Linked DNA regions of Homo sapiens: region 2 is linked to region 1. A link is an interaction called in ENCODE POLR2A ChIA-PET data of the cell type or tissue named here. Cell type or tissue: MCF 10A. All regions are shown on one strand. Each heading gives the region's core, and the rest is flanking DNA. Links, peaks and the distances in the headings are about the cores only.

Region 1 (5,488 bases), core at 313-5,312:
CCATGGTAACAATTGCTTAAGTTGTTTTCAGGAACTTGGGGGTCAGCTTTTGTCCAACTTAAACCAGTTAAGACCACTGACCTTTCAACTGGGCCTGCACAAATGCTCAAGAGGTGAGCTTTTGATGTCAAAGAGCCAAAGATTCTTCTCTCAAATCGTGATAACACCACCATTTTCTGAACATGCATCCTATAAGGAGCCATGAACACCAACTACACTTGTACACATCATCAGTTACCTCATTTATCCCTACTGCCAATCACTTTTCTTCATGCTTTAGACCACCTCGCTTCTTTACCCCATGAATATCCCTGAGCCAGCCTTATCTTCAGGGAAGCCGATTTGAGAGCTGTTCTCCTGTCTCCTCTCTGGGTTTCCCTATGAATAAATCTTTCTCTACTGCAAAACTCATTATATCAGTAATTTGCTGTCTGCATGATGGGCAGAATGAGCTTGGTTTTGTATCAATATCGGGTAGTAGTGAGAAGGGTGTGTGGGTGATGCTTCATAGGTGGAGAAAAGAGGAAAAAGTCTCCCTGTCTCTGCGTGTACCCACCGGTCTCCAGATCTCTACTGTTGTCCTCCTGCTGGTTGTAATTCTGTAATGATTAATTTGATATGTCAACTTAACTAGGCCATGATACTCTCATATTTCATCAAATATTATTCTAGTCTAGATATTTTCGTGAAGGTTTTCTTTCTTTCTTTTTTTTTTTTTTGAGATGGAGTCTCACTCTATCACCCAGGCTGGAGTGCAGTGGCGCAACCTCAGTTCACTGCGATGTCCACCTCCCGGATTCAAGCGATTCTGCCTCAGCCTGCTGAGTATCTGGGACTACAGGTGCCCACCACCATGCCGAGCTAATTTTTATATATTTAGTAGAGACAGGGTTTCAGCATGTTGGCTAGACTGGTCTTGAACTCCTGACTTCAGCTGATCCGCCCACCTCGGCCTCTCAAAGTGCTGGGATTACAGGTGTGAGCCACCATGCCCGGCCCTTCGTTAAGGTATTTTTAAGATCAGACTAACATTTAAATCAGTAGACTTTGAGTAAAGCAGATTATCCTTTATAATGTGCGTGGCCTCATCCAATAAGTTGAAAGCTTTAATAAAAAGAGACTGACCTCCCTGAAGAGGAAGGGATTCTGCCAGCAATCCACCTTTAGACTCAAACTGCAACTCCTCCCTGGGTCTCCAGCCTGCTGCCTTACCCTGCAGATTTTGAACTTTCCAGCCTCCCCAATTATATGAGCCCAATTCCTAAAATAAATCTCTCTTTCTTGATAGATATATACATAGATAGATAAAGACAGGGTGATAGTTGCTTCCTTGGACCACCTGTCTTCTGGTTTATCTGGACAAAAAGATACAAACATATACACACACTTATATGTATATACATATGCATATATGTATATACATATGTGTGTATATATATGTGCATGCACACACACACACACACACACACACACTGTAGTCTGTGGCTGGTGAACAGATGATCCACTCTTCTGGCTTGGGTTATTCTTCCATGACATCACCCATATCTTCCTGAGCCAAGGTGTACTCCCAGCTTTGGGTGTTTACCACATCTTCCTGCAGAACCCTTAGCTTGGCAATTCTCTCCTCTTCTCCAGCCTCAGTTGTGTTGTTTACTTTCCTTGCCACAAGTTTCCCAGAAGTCCCATATCTCTTGATCTATTGTCCTTACCTAAAACCGCTGAGAGTGTCTTGGAAATGTCCTTATGCATTCTCTCTTATCTAGGTTGAGCTGCCTTGTTTTGGACTGCAGGCTCCTGCACATCAGATATCTGGAATTCAAAATCAGATCTGAGTCAGGAGCTCTCTGTTCTTAACATTGCCTTTACTTCTCAAATGTTCCCTTCACCCAGTCCGAGCTGAAGACCCACATTTTGAATATAAGACTCTCCTCCCTCACACTGATCTTCTTGTCCCTCAGTGGAAAGGGAGCAGGGTCTTCTTAGACTTCCCTTATTTTTATCTGTTTTGTATATAAAGAATCAATCCTCATGGAATAGCTACTAAAGGTAGAAATACCTTCTTCTCTACACTATAGGAAAACTTTAGAATTTACTTTTCCTCAGGGCTAATTGTTGATAGGTAAGCTATGTATGGGAGGAATGGAGTGCTTCTAAAATAATTTAGCAAATTATTTCATAGCACAGTAATCTAGCTTGTAAAGTTATTTACCTATTGCATCATCTCATTGTGTCAGAAGCCAAGTATTGTCTGGGTCTTCCTTCTTTCATCTCTTCTATAACATTTATTAGCATTTTCCTCACCCCCACTCTATCCCAGATGGAGCCACAGGCCAACTAGGTGAAGGACACAGCCTCAGCATGTCAAAAGAGAAACACTTATATTATGCTCACGGTGTACTCTTCTAAACAGTTATTTATATTAATTTATTTAGTCTTCATAACGGCTCTACAAAGTAGACACTAATACCATTCCTGCACTTGAGGAAACTGGGGTACAGAAAGTTTAAAAGCTTGCCCAAAATCACACGGTTATAAGAAGCTGAGCCAGGACACAAACCCAGACAGTCTGGCTCCAACATCTTTGCTATTAATCACTCCTATAGCTGCTACTATATTCACTGTGAATCATGCTCCTGGAATTTTTGTGCCATACAGCAATCCTATCGGAACGCCAATTGAGAGTGATCTATTCTATCCTAAGCCCCCAGTTCATCTCTGTGTGGCCATTGTGGGTCCAAGTCCCTGGAATGATTTTTCTCTCAGCTTCACACTGGTGAGTCTGTCAGGGAAGGGATTAGCACAAACAGGTGAAATTCCATGCCAAGTCCCAAGCACAACGTCACAAATCACTTTTATCTTCCATGCGCTCTATGAAAGACATCTAAGCCACTTCCCTAAAATGACCTGATAGATTAGGCTTTTGTCACCCAAGTGCCAAGGACTACCTAAGCTTAAGGTATATGGTAGTGAACTAGGAATTTCTGGAGAATATAGCTGAGGAGAGAGGACAGTAAGGCCTCTGATGCTATGAACTGCTCTGGACTCTGGGCATGGCTAGCATGGACGCTCTAGCAGCTAGCTTGGTGCCTGCGCAAACACCCGCCCAAGTTTTGTGCTTGAAACCCAGTGTGTCCGGAATTGGTGGGTTCTTGGTCTCACTGACTTCAAGAATGAAGCCGTGGACCCTCGCGGTGAGTGTTACAGCTCTTAAGGTGGCGCGTCTGGAGTTTGTTCCTTCTGATATTCGGATGTGTTTGGAGTTTCTTCCTTCTGGTAGGTTCGTAGTCTCGCTGGCTTCAGGCGTGAAGCTGCAGACCTTCACAGTGAGTATTACAGCTCTTAAGGCGGACACCTGGAGTTGTTCATTGCGTGGCTGGAGTTGTTCATTCCTCCCGGTGGGCTCGTGGTCTCGCTGGCTTCAAGAGCGAGGCTGCAGACCTTCGTGGTGAGTGTTACATCTCATAAAAGCAGTGTGGACCCAAAGAGTGAGCAATAGCAAGATTTACTGCAAAGAGCAAAACAACAAAGCTTCCACAGTGTGAAAGGGGACCTCAGCGGGTTGCCACTGCTGGCTCCAGGCAGCCTGCTTTTATTCTCTTATCTGGCCCCACCCACGTCCTGCTGATTGGTAGAGCCCAGCGGTTTGTTTTGACAGGGCGCTGATTGGTGCCATTTACAATCCCTGAGCTAGACACAAAGGTTCTCCAAGTCCCCACCAGAATAGCTAGATACGGAGCGTCCATTGGTGCATTCACAAACACTGAGCTAGACACAGGGTGCTGATTGGTGTATTTACAAACCTTGAGCTAGATACAGAGTGCTGATTGGTGTATTTACAATCCCTGAGCTAGACATAAAGGTTCTCCAAGGCCCCACCAGAGTAGCTAGATATAGAGTGTCCATTGGTGCATTCACAAACCCTGAGCTAGACACAGGGTGCTGACTGGTGTATTTACAATCCCTGAGCTAGACACAAAGGTTCCCCACATCCTCACCAGACTCAGGAGCTCAGCTGGCTTCACCCAGTGGATCCCGCACCAGGGCTGCAGATGGAGCTGCCTGCCAGTCCCCCGCCATGCACACGCACTCCTCAGCCCTTGGGTGGTCGATGGGACTGGGTGCCATGGAGCAGGGGGCGGCACTCATTGGGGAGGCTCGGTCGGCACAGGAGCCCACGGAGAGGGTGGGAGGCTCAGGTATGGCGGGCTGCAGGTCCCGAGCCCTGCCCCACGGGAAGGCAGCTAAGGCCCGGCGAGAAATGGAGCGCAGCACAGGTGGGCTGGCACTGCTGGGGGACCCAGTACACCCTCCACATCCGCTGGCCCGGGTGCTGAGCCCCTCATTGCCCGGGGCCGGCAGGGCCGGCCAGCTGCTCCGAGTGCAGGGCCCGCCAAGCCCACGCCCACTCGGAACTCCAGCTGGCCCGCAAGCGCCACGTGCAGCCCTGGTTCCTGGCGCCTCTCCCTCCACACCTCCCTGCAAGCTGAGGGAGCCAGCTCCGGCCTTGGCTGGCCCAGAAAGGGGCTCCCACAGTGCAGCGGTGGGCTGAAGAGCTCCTCAAGTGCTGCCAAAGTGGGAGCCCAGGCAGAGGAGGCGCCGAGAGTGAGCGAGCGAGGGCTGTGAGGACTGCCAGCATGCTGTCACCTCTCACCAGGACCCTGGTAGTGTAGGCTCAGGAGAGACTCTCCTACTCTGTAGATTGCAAAAATCTGTGGGAAAAGCATAGTAGTTCTCGGGGTGGGTAGCACAGTCCCTTACTGCTTCCCTTGGCTGGAGGGAGGGAGGTCCCCTGGCTCCTTGCACTTCCCAGGTGAAGCAACACCCCATCCTGTTTCTGCTTGCTCTCTGTGGGCTGCACCCGCTGCCTAACCAGTCCCAGTGAGATGAACTGGGTACCTCAGTTGGAAATGCAGAAACCACCTGTCTTCTGGGTTGGTCTTGCTGGAAGCTGCAGACAGGAGCTGTTTCTCTTCAGCCATCTTGGCCTGTCCCCCCATACAAATTTTAAATAGGTTTCTTTTTTATGGCTGCAAAGAATGTCATTGGTATTTTTTTTTTTTTTACTTTTTTCTTTTTTAAAAAAATTTTATTATTATTATACTTTAAGTTTTAGGGTACATGTGCACAACGTGCAGGTTTGTTACATATGCATACATTTGCCATGTTGGTGTGCTGCACCCATTAACTCATCATTTAGCATTAGGTATATCTCCTAATGCTATCTCTTCCCCCTCCCCCCACTCCACAACAGTCCCCGGTGTGTGATGTTCCCCTTCCTGTGTCCATGTGTTCTCATTGTTCAATTCCCTTGATAAGAATTGCATTGACTCTGTAAATCACTTGGAATACTATGGACATTTTAACAATATTGATTTTTCCAATCCATACACACACAATATCTTTCCACTTAGTTGTTATCTCTTCAATTTCTTTCATCTCTGTTTTATAGTTTTCATTGTGGCATTCTTTCACCATCTTGATTAAATTT
Region 2 (5,230 bases), core at 1-5,000, 1.9 Mb after region 1:
GCTAATGAGGAAGGAGATGAATCTAAAGTCAACAACATCTCCTCTAACTGCCCACTTTTACACTGGGCCCAGATAGGTAGGAAGCATTGATTGCTCATGCCCCATTTGCTCCCAGGCCACCACCTAGTCTGACCCTTTGCTGGCAGGACAGAGCGAGAGGCCAGCATCAGAGTGGCCATTTGTGAAAATGCCAGAAACGTTGTCTACTCTCCACCCCACCCCATCTCCCACAAAACTCACCTGTGCCATGCAAGACTGTGGCAGATGGTTGGAATTCCAGGCGCTACTGCTCTTCATCCTTCTAGGGAGGCAGATGTCAGGGCAGAGGCCTGGGAAGTGTGAGGCTGCTGGATCCAAGAGTGGGGGCAGGTGGAGCAGAGGTGAGGTTTGGCCTTTTGGAAGCACTGGGTCACGAAAATCCAACCACGTGCTTTGACCAGATTCGTTTCCTGCTCAGATTCTGGATTGAGGAAGGCGGGGAGTGAGACCATGGCAAAGAATTGACTAGGAAGAAGCTGTCACCCTTGATGGAGTGGGCAAAGAGAAAAAGCAATCATTTGGGCATAGGGCCCAGCTGGACTCCTGGGTGGAAGGTGTGGCCTGGGTGTTCTTGGGTTCCTTGTCTGCTTGAGCCCCAGAACAATAGAAAATCTTGATGGCCACAGCAACAGGAGCTTAATAGTGGGAAGGAAGAAAAATGAAGGACAAAACCAAGACTTAAACTCCCACTGGGAAGTTTGAGAAAAAAGCCTTAACCACTATACCAAAAATGTACCCCAGGAAACTGATCTTACCTTCTGGTACCAGCATCAGCTACATAAATTGTCGGGTCTAGTGCAAAGTGAAAATGCAACCTCTTCTGAAAAAAGCAGCAAGAAAAGTGCTGTGAAGAGTAGTGAACTATAAAGCTTTTTCCTTTCTTCCATAGTCCTTCCTATGATGGGGCTTTTTATTTGCTCTTATTTGTCATTCTATGTAAAGAAAAATTAAGAATTTAAATAATTAGCATGATTTTTTTTTTTTTCCGAGACAGAGTTTTGCTCTTGTTGCCCAGGCTGGAGTGCAATGACACAATCTCGACTCACTGCAACCTCCACTTCCCGGGTTCAAATGATTCTCCTGCCTCAGCCTCCGGAGTAGCTGGGATTACAGGTGCCCGCCACCATGCCTGGTTAATTTTTTATATTTTTAGTAGAAACGGGGTTTCACCATGTTGGCCAGGCTGGTCTTGAACTCCTGACCTCAGGTGATCTGCCCACCTCGGTCTCCCAAAGTGCTGGGACTGCAGGCGTGAGCCGCCGCGCCTGGCCGGCTAATTATTTGAAATTTTAAGAACATTTTCCAGACACTCCTAAAAGTTTATAACCTACGCTTGCAGTGGTTAAAGCGTCAGTCCTAAGGTATTTTTCCAAAAGGTGCTGCCCAGGTAACTAAGCTGTCTCTCCCTGGTGGTCTAGTGGCTAGGATTCTAGTGCTTTAACTGCCAGCGCCCAGGTTCAATTCCCGGTTAGGAAAGTTTGCTTCTTTGCTTTCTTGATCACACGCATTCTATTATCGCCGTGGCTGCGGCTGTCACTGCCCTCCGGAGCAGTTAAGGTTTGCTTGCAGGCACGCCTCTCTGCAAGGCACTACTGACATCCTGTACATCAGTATCCAGGGAATGGGGACTGCCTGTATGGAGTAAAAAGGTAGGCAGATTCAGACTCACCTCAGCCCCACTCTATTGAGAATTACTGATTTTTATTTTTACTTCTTGGGGGCTGAGTCTCGCTCTGTCGCCAGGCTGGAGTGCAGTCGTGCGCTTTCAGCTCATTGCAACCTCCGTCTCCCGAGTTCAAGGAGTAGCTGGGACTACAGCTCAGCCTTCCGAGTAGCTGGGGCTACAGGCCCGCACCACCACGCCCAGCTAATTTTTGTATTTTTATTTTTGTATTTTTAGTAGAGACTGGGTTTTACCATGTTGGCCAGGATGGTCTCGATCTTTGACCTCGTGATCCGCCCGCCTCCCAAAGTGCTGGGAGCCAACGCTCCCGGCTTGATTTTTAAAAATCAATATAAGTAATTTTTACATGAAACAAGTGAGTTATTTCAAATGTCTTCTAAATCTAGAAAGGTCTGATGAATTGGCATAGGCACAGTTTTAAGAATAAATGTAATTCTCCCTCCCCGACCTCCTGCCGAGTTCTCATTTAAACCCTAAGGGCGGTTTGTTTACATTTCAGAGATGTAGTAGATGCCCAGGTTATTTTACCAGATGCGCTACTGTTTCCTCTGGTAACAGGTGTTCCAAATCGGAAAACAAACTAGTCCGTTATGCTAATTTGCATATTTGAAACATGGAAAACCTCTCTTAATTCGTTTGGTATTTTGTAAAAATAGAAACATATTTTTATATGGTAATAAGTTAGTTAACTTTACCCGTAAGAGGAATAGACGAAAGTGAACCTCCTATGATGACAAGTTACTTGACAACACTAACTTGTCAACGTTCTTACTTGTCAAGGGCTCCCTAATGACATTGCCCCGCGGTTTTCAAGACTGACTTCAGGATCATCTGGGAGAGGTTGAAAGGCACATGCAGTGTTCACCGCCTTGAACTGAAGATCACTGAACATGGCTTTGGTGGAAACCACTGCAGTGATATCAGAAAGGAAAAAAGCAAACTTCCCTGACCGGGAATCGAACCCGGGCCGCGGCGGTGAAAGCGCCGAATCCTAGCCACTAGACCACCAGGGAGGGCTGGTGACACTGTGGGCAGCACCTTCTGAGAAAAGATCTTAGGACAGACGCCTCAACCACCTCAGGCACATGTTAGAAACCTATAGGAATGTCTTTTTCTCCCTCTCCCTCTCCCCACGGTCTCCCTCTCCCTCTCTCCACGGTCTCCCTCTGATGCGGAGCTGAAGCTGGACGGTACTGCTGCCTGATTCTCCTGCCTCAGCCTGCCGACTGCCTGCGATTGCAGGCGCGCGCCGCCACGCCTGACTGGTTTTCGTATTTTTTTGGTGGAGACGGGGTTTCGCTGTGTTGGCCGGGCTGGTCTCCAGCTCCTAACCGCGAGTGATCCACCAGCCTCGGCATCCTGAGGTGCCGGGATTGCAGACGGAGTCTCGTTCACTCCGTGCTCAATGGTGCCCAGGCTGGAGTGCAGTGGCGTGATCTCGGCTCGCTACAACCTTCACCTCCCAGCAGCCTGCCTTGGCCTCCCAAAGTGCCGAGATTGCAGCCTCTGCCCGGCCGCCACCCCGTCTGGGAAGTGAGGAGCGTCTCTGCCCGGCCGCCCATCGTCTGGGATGTGAGGAGCCCCTCTGCCTGGCTGCCCAGTCTGGAAAGTGAGGAGCGTCTCTGCCCGGCCGCCCGTCGTCTGGGATGTGAGGAGCCCCTCTGCCTGGCTGCCCAGTCTGGAAAGTGAGGAGCGTCTCTGCCCGGCCGCCATCCCATCTAGGAAGTGAGGAGCGCCTCTTCCCGGCCGCCATCCCATCTGGGAAGTGAGGAGAGTCTCTGCCCGGCCGCCCATCGTCTGAGATGTGGGGAGCACCTCTGCCCTGCCGCCCCGTCCGGGATGTGAGGAGCGTCTCTGCCCGGCCGCCCCGTCTGAGAAGTGAGGAGACCCTCTGCCTGGCAACCGCCCCGTCTGAGAAGTGAGGAGCCCCTCCGCCCGGCAACCACCCCGTCTGAGAAGTGAGGAGCCCCTCCGCCCGGCAGCCGCGCCGTCTGAGAAGTGAGAAGCCCCTCCGCCCAGCAGCCACCCCGTCTGGGAAGTGAGGAGCGTCTCTGCCCGGCCGCCCCTACTGGGAAGTGAGGAGCCCCTCTGCCCGGCCAGCCGCTCCGTCCAGGAGGGAGGTGGGGGGGTCAGCCCCCCGCCCGGCCAGCCGCCCCGTCCGGGAGGGAGGTGGGGGGGGTCAGCCCCCCGCCCAGCCAGCCGCCCCGTCCGGGAGGGAGGTGGGGGGGGTCAGCCCCCCACCTGGCCAGCCGCCCCGTCCGGGAGGTGAGGGGCGCCTCTGCCCGGCCGCCCCTACTGGGAAGTGAGGAGCCCCTCTGCCTGGCCGGCCGCCCCGTCCGGGAGGGAGGTGGGGGGGTCAGCCCCCCACCCGGCCAGCCGCCCCGTCCGGGAGGTGAGGGGCGCCTCTGCCCGGCCGCCCCTACTGGGAAGTGAGGAGCCCCTCTGCCCGGCCAGCCGCTCCGTCCAGGAGGGAGGTGGGGGGGTCAGCCCCCGCCCGGCCAGCCGCCCCGTCCGGGAGGGAGGTGGGGGGGTCAGCCCCCCACCCGGCCAGCCGCCCCGTCCGGGAGGTGAGGGGCGCCTCTGCCCGGCCGCCCCTACTGGGAAGTGAGGAGCCCCTCTGCCCGGCCACCACCCCGTCTGGGAGGTGTACCCAACAGCTCATTGAGAACGGGCCATGATGACAATGGCGGTTTTGTGGAATAGAAAGGGGGGAAAGGTGGGGAAAAGATTGAGAAATCGGATGGTTGCCGTGTCTGTGTAGAAAGAGGTAGACGTGGGAGACTTTTCATTTTGTTCTGTACTAAGAAAAATTCTTCTGCCTTGGGATGCTGTTGATCTGTGACCTTACCCCCAACCCTGTGCTATCTGAAACATGTGCTGTATCCACTCAGGGTTGAATGGATTAAGGGCGGTGCAAGATGTGCTTTGTTAAACAGATGCTTGAAGGCAGCATGCTCCTTAAGAGTCATCACCACTCCCTAATCTCAAGTACCCAGGGACACAAACACTGCGGAAGGCCGCAGGGTCCTCTGCCTAGGAAAACCAGAGACCTTTGTTCACTTGTTTATCTGCTGACCTTCCCTCCACTATTGTCCTGTGACCTTGCCAAATCCCCCTCTGCGAGAAACACCCAAGAATGATCAATTAAAAAAAAAAAAAAAAGAAACCTATAGGAATGTCTTTAAGAATATTTTGCAATGATGTGTATAGTACTGGATGCAGTGACTGCTGCCTGGGCCAGAGGGTGGCAGAAGGCTTTAGGGGCAGAAACGTTGGAAGAAAGATTGTCATAAGTCAAGCTGGGGAAGAGAAAAATATTTCCCAAATCATTTTTGTCACGGACTCCCTCTGACATGGGAGTTTCTCATCTCCCTTCCTGCCTCCCTCCCTTTTTCTTTCTTCCTCCTAAAATCTGCATCTCCTTCACTTATATAGTTTCCCCACGGTTGATTGAGAAAAAATGTGTCTTTTTGCCCCCCTCCCCAAAGGATCCTATTCCTGATCTCT

The links. ChIA-PET counts read pairs that join two places held together with the same protein. Peaks named below come from ENCODE experiments on the same cell type or tissue, not always from the same donor. Only the 100,000 strongest peaks of a DNase experiment are listed, where the experiment ranks them.
Region 2: POLR2A ChIA-PET joins it to region 1 with 5 read pairs; 1 of 35 experiments calls an interaction of 5 or more read pairs at or near these places.

What each region holds. Positions count from the first base shown.
Region 1 is chr1:159,490,525-159,496,012 of GRCh38, forward strand. No RefSeq gene overlaps it. Among named protein-coding and RNA genes, the nearest start is that of LINC02819, 27 kb to the left of the region's middle. In MCF 10A, for the core only: no CTCF peak of the experiment used is centred there; a DNase peak (open chromatin) is centred at 2,607.
Region 2 is chr1:161,419,429-161,424,658 of GRCh38, forward strand. It overlaps TRE-TTC4-2 (tRNA-Glu (anticodon TTC) 4-2), which reads right to left and starts at 2,736; the gene lies at 2,665-2,736. It also overlaps the pseudogene TRUND-NNN3-1. RefSeq lists a silencer at 2,595-2,744. In MCF 10A, for the core only: no CTCF peak of the experiment used is centred there; a DNase peak (open chromatin) is centred at 2,693.